Linked DNA regions of Homo sapiens: region 1 is linked to region 2. Evidence: read pairs that join two places in POLR2A ChIA-PET (ENCODE). Cell type or tissue: A673. All regions are shown on one strand. Each heading gives the region's core, and the rest is flanking DNA. Links, peaks and the distances in the headings are about the cores only. Region 1 overlaps DYNC1I2 (dynein cytoplasmic 1 intermediate chain 2). Region 2 overlaps SLC25A12 (solute carrier family 25 member 12).

The links. Peaks named below come from ENCODE experiments on the same cell type or tissue, not always from the same donor. Only the 100,000 strongest peaks of a DNase experiment are listed, where the experiment ranks them.
Region 1: POLR2A ChIA-PET joins it to region 2 with 9 read pairs; 3 of 35 experiments call an interaction of 5 or more read pairs at or near these places.

What each region holds. Positions count from the first base shown.
Region 1 is chr2:171,723,237-171,726,154 of GRCh38, forward strand. It overlaps DYNC1I2 (dynein cytoplasmic 1 intermediate chain 2), which reads left to right. Exons shown (of 18, transcript NM_001378.3): 8 at 2,382-2,477; 9 at 2,683-2,845. Among named protein-coding and RNA genes, the nearest start is that of DYNC1I2, 37 kb to the left of the region's middle. In A673, for the core only: a CTCF peak has its summit at 1,239; a DNase peak (open chromatin) is centred at 1,195; H3K27ac peaks cover 1,854 bases.
Region 2 is chr2:171,791,847-171,794,764 of GRCh38, forward strand. SLC25A12 (solute carrier family 25 member 12) reads right to left here. Exons shown (of 18, transcript NM_003705.5): 14 at 1,781-1,921. Among named protein-coding and RNA genes, the nearest start is that of SLC25A12, 100 kb to the right of the region's middle. In A673, for the core only: no CTCF peak of the experiment used is centred there; no DNase peak of the experiment used is centred there; H3K27ac peaks cover 898 bases.

The DNA.
Region 1 (2,918 bases), core at 220-2,719, 69 kb before region 2:
GATGTGGGTAGGAGGCTGTAATTTATAATTCATAGTGCTCAAGAATGACCTGTCCTGGGTGATTCAAAATTCCTATCTTTGATTTTAGGATTTACATACAGTGAAACCTACTAGTAAACACTTGATTAGGATAACTGGTAGCATTAGCAGAAAGTGGAAAATATATGTATATTCTTACAGTGAATTTTTAGTTGAAATAGATGTCCTATTATTCTAAAAGACAGCTTGTAAGTTAAATGTAATTAAACTATTTTGTTACATTACACCTGCAGGTGACTTTATGGAAGAATTTCATTCTAATGCTTGAGTAATATAGTATAGAATTGCTACCAATTATACTATTTTCAGATTAATAATTCGTTGTATATGAGAATTCATCTAAAAAGGAGTAGTGTCTTTCTGTTTCTCTATGTGATTATTTTGCCCCAAAAAGCTTTCATTTTTTTAAGTAGCACAAAAGCTATAATTGGCATGCTTTGTAAGGAAGTGTCAATGTGCAAGAGAGTGGCGATCACTAAGAATTCTTTTACGTGTTCTTTCCCCTTTGCACCACCGCCTCCTCAGCAGGGTCACTGAGATCACTAGCTTTTCTTGAAATGGCCATTTTCACTGGCAGGTGCATTATACCCTGTATTTTCAGATTGTTTTTCCATTCTGAATGTTTGGCAGGTTGATTGCTCTGGCTGCGTTGACGGAGAAAGGGCTGACAAATGTGGTTGGGCTGGCTGAAAAGACAGTGATTACTGTTTTCCTTTGTGGCTGATTGAGGCCGTTGAAAGGAAAAATTTTAACCTTCACCATTTGGTTCAAAAGTATGAGCATATATTGAAATCACTCGTGCCATTTATCCTAGTTCTGTAAACTTGTCAGAACACAAAAATCGCTCAATTTCAAGTAATGTAGGATTGGCATACGTCATTATCATTTTGATTAAGTTGGAGGTTGTATCATTGTGTGCATTATACAGTGTCATTTAAAGCTTTCTTTCCACAGGTACAGTTATATTTTTATTGCCTATACTATAGAGTTAGAAAGATTTTCATAGCTCTCTAAACCTAACAGTATGTGTGTGGTTTGGCAGCTGGTGTGGCCTACAAGCTGCATTTTGTTTGCTGGGTAAAGGCTTGTCTTTAGGCCTCCTGGAGTGCTGGTAATTGCACAGGCCTGCCATTGGGGAGAGACACAGGATTGGAAGCAGTGAAGCGGAAGAATGTTATGCCATCCCATTGCCACCTTGTAGCAGAAAGACACAATCCCAGCAGTGCCATCTGGTTGTTGCTGTCTAGTCAGCTGGCCTGGCTGCTGGGACCATGACTTGGCAGCTGGTTCCCATTCTTGACCATTCTTTTGTGTACGTCGTATGTATGTGTGTTTTAGATAATTTTGAACATGAGTCAGGGAAATGACTACAGCAAGTAAAGTCCCCTTATTGAATAGGTTGTCATTACTTGAACTGCACTCTGGTGCAGATGCCTGCTGCCTTTCCCTTATAGACAAATAACGCATGTGTTTAGGCAATAAAAATAAACATTTTCTTCATAAAAACCCATCTCAGTGTGTAGCAAAAGAAAAGGTGGGCAGGGTTATGTGTTCTATAACATTTTAAAATAAATGATTTTAAATTACTTCCTGGTTTGGGATGTAAGAGATTTAGTAATTTTTTAGAAGTCTTGTAAACATTGTATATTATCCCAATGTATACTTTTATTCAAATTAAGAAAACATTATTTTAAGTGCTTATTGCCACATCATGTAACAATAGATAATGAGACTTGCATTTAAAATGACAGAATAGAAAATGTGGTCTTATAGCTATTATCTTCAAAATCTGCCTCTCAAATAGCAACCTGAGAGTTAATGTAAGCCATCTTTATGCCTTATGAAGGCCCATTAGACACTGATGGTTTCAGATCACAAGTAAGCAGCCAGCTCTGTAGGCTATTTTAGACATTTGATTTTCCTCATTCTACAGCATTAATGTGTCAGCATGCTATATAAAACTATGCAGGAGTTGCATGTTGTTCTGTCTAGAATGATAAATGCTTGCAAGCTTTTAGAGACTTAATGAGGAATTCATCCTAGTTGCTTATATATCTTATTTCAGTTTATGTAGCTACAGAATTTAGGGTGGCTGTTGCTGAGGTACCACATAGGTATGTATAAAAACCAAGAGGTTCCACTTAACTATTTGATTATGTTGATAAAAATCCCTATTATTTGTACTTGTTCTGTCCGGTCAGTGGTTTACTTTTGCTTATATCTTGGGAGTTGTGATACCTTCTGAAATACTGTCTCAAAAGTTACCAGCTATTTTCATTAAAATAATTTATTATATCATTCTGTTTTTTTGTTTTTTTGTTTGTTTTTTTTTTTTTTTTCAGATGAAGAGGAAGATGATGATGTAGTGGCTCCTAAACCACCTATTGAACCTGAAGAAGAGAAAACTTTAAAGAAAGATGAGGAAAATGATAGTAAAGGTATCTTAAGGAATTAAACTTTAAAACATTTTGTTGATTTCTGTTAAGATTCCTTTTATTATGTATTAAAGTAGGATGAAATGCTGTAAATCAAATAAGTGAATCTGATTGAAAAATAATAACATACATTGATCCATACTGTGATAGTGAGTTGACGTGATTTGCCTGACATAAATCATACTTCAAAAAATTATTTATTTTCCAGCTCCCCCTCATGAGCTGACTGAAGAAGAAAAGCAACAAATCTTGCACTCTGAGGAATTTTTAAGTTTCTTTGACCATTCTACAAGAATTGTAGAAAGAGCTCTTTCTGAGCAGATTAACATCTTCTTTGACTATAGTGGGAGAGATTTGGAAGACAAAGAAGGGTAATGTTTAGTTGCTAAGATTTTTAGCTTCAATAATGTTAAATTACTTTAAGATTAAGAGTGATAAAAGTTA
Region 2 (2,918 bases), core at 144-2,643:
TAATGATAGTATTCTGAAAACTAAGAACTTTCTGGCATTTCTTATATAGATTCAGAGTTTTTAAAATTAATTAATCTCTTACTATGGTAAAAACACACAAGATCTACCCTCTTAAGTTTTTACATCAGCTGAGAGTCCCCGCAGTGCCAGGTAAAAAGCTATAGGCAGTGGTGAAGGAAAAGTAACTACTCTAGAGCAGGGGGAAAAGAAACCCAAATCTTCTCTCCTCATTCCCCATGTCCTAAATAGCAGACAAAATATTTTAGCGGCAGGTTTCCACAGGAGTAGAAAATCATTACCCAGGGGCAGCTTGTCCCAATGACTGAGGTCTCAAAGAACACCTCCCTCAGCTTTGTCAGAAGCCCACACCATTCCACTACCTAGCTAGGCAAACACTCCACCTTGGCGCTTGTTTTTTTAATGACTCTGTTTTATTCTTTTTAATTTTTTTTTTTTTCTGAGACAGGGTCTCACTATGTTGCCCAGGCTGGAGCATAGTGGCAGGATCACAGCTTGCTGTAGCCTTGACCGTCTGAGCTCAAGTGATCCTCCCACCTCAGCCTCCTGAGTAGCTGGGATGATAGGTGTGCACCACTGTGCCGGCTAATTTTTTCTTTCTTTTTTTTTTTTAAGGTAGACACAAGGTCTTGCTATTTTGCCCTGGCTGGTCTTGAACTCCTGGGCTCAAGCAATCCCCCTGCCTTGGCCTCCCAAAGTGCTGAGAGTACAAGTGTGAGCCAGTGCTCCCAGCCCTGGCTTTTTTAAAAAAAGACAAACTCAAACATTGAAAAAAAAAAAATCCAAGGACTCGCTAAAGGATAATACAGAGAGAAGCAATATTAATAAATTCATCTCTCAAAGGGAATTCAAAAAGGATGGAAATTGGGAGTGGGGAGGAGGAAGCAAAAATGTGTACGAAACTCTCTTGAGACAGGCATCATTGTTTGCTGGTCTCCAGAGAACCCTGTAGCTGTGTGATTCCAATCTAGAGAATTTCTAATTTCTAATTTGCAGTTACCGAAACAAATTTACACATTTCTGCAGTGATGGATCTATATCAGATGCTGTGGAAACACACTTGGCTATGGTGGCTAAATTTACGTATTCCCCTTATACCAGGCAAAGGAATGGAAAGAAATATTCTTCCTTGTTTAAGAAAAATAATAGCTTCTGCTCCATTACATCTGATCTGTAATGATGGGAGTAAGTATACCCGCAGGGAAGGAATCTTTTGACTGGCATTTTGTTAAAGTACAGTACACTCTGTTGTTGGTTTGTTTTTTTTTTTTTTAATGGAATTCATTATTGACAAATCCTACCACTTAACTTCTTAAAGACCTGAATCCTACCAAACTCTACTACTGTTTTACTGTGGTCAAATTATTAAGACAAAAGCTCCCACTGGGAAGATAACAATAGAGATAATCAGACCGAAAATAAACATAAGACTATTTTGAAGCCCTAAACCAACCCAAAGAGAGCACCAGGGAAAGTTTTCCCAAGCCCCCCAGCAAATGAAAGGCTGTGAGCCTGAGGCCAGCAGGTCTGCGGTGCTGGCCTCCTTGCTGGCAGTTTCATAAAAGCCTGATGACAACAGGAGAGGCTGCATGTGTATCCCACTGCCTCTCATACAAGTGTCCTGATTCTTTTCTTTTTGTTTGATTTTCTGCTCCACAGACTACCCTGCTGGACAAGATTGCTTTTCAACTTGGAGGGAAGAAGTCTGGTTTCCACATTCTTTCATATTTTATTGAGTACATTATAACCTAAACCTACCCACCTTATACAGACCAAAAATTCCCAAGTCCCGGAGCACATTCAGGGCGCTGACTCTGGGTCCCGTGGTGATCTCTCCAGCTACTTGCAGACGAATCTTCACTATCTCCAATGGGTTGGTAAAAATGACCTGAGAGCCTCCAGCCTGTAGGCAAGGGAGAAGAGACAGGCAGATTCCACATCAGAGCCCGACTGGCAGCGTAAAAAAGGAAAATCCAGCAAAGCCTCCACATCTTGCTATCTTGAAAAGAAGGAGGTGAAACTTCCTTCCTCAGGGGGGAATGACAGTTTGACACTTAGGCCAACCCTGGAGAGGTTCAGAGGGATGGTCCCAAACTCTGTCTCAGATCAATCTACCTCTGGGTTTGTTTCTAGCTGAAATGTCAAGATTGTTTCTCAGACCAGTCTTTCCAGGATCACCCCAGCCATATTCAAAATAACAAAATAAACCCATTTGGAAAAAAAAGCGGAGCCAGATGTGGCAGCAAGGTACTCAATGAAAGAAAAAGAGATAGTAAAAGACTGTCATATTTTACAAGCCAGAGCTAAAATTCAGAGCTACAATTATTTTTTTCCTCTTTGTGGTAAGCGTTCTTGGCAGCAGACCCACTTGCTTCTGCTTCCTTGGATTGTAGAGCAATTAAAACTACTTTGGTGCCTTAAGTCAGAAGGGGAAAAGTCTCCTCCAGTTCCAATTCTAAAATGTATTATCCTAAGCAAAACTCTGATACAGGTACATGGCTACACCCACACAAAAGGGAAGAATTTAGAAAGATAAATTTCAGTATCATTTCAAGACAAAACCAGAAAAACTCTTCAAGGCAAAGCTGAGAAATGGAACATCTAGTTACCATGAGTACAACACCCTCAAGATCAAAGCCACATTCTATATTCCTGTGGTGAGTGACAGAGATTTGAATTTGGATAATGAGAGTATATTTGCATCTGAAATCTGTTAACTAGTAGAGAAAAAAAAAAAACGTTTAACAAAACTTCTACCAACTTCTTTTTTTTGGTTTCTGTAAGAAAGAAAAAAATGTGTGTGACTATGGATATATAAAAATAAATAAAATATATATCTCCTTTCATGAAATGAAAAATCCCATTTGTACATCTTCAACTGTAGCTGTTTATATTATGTA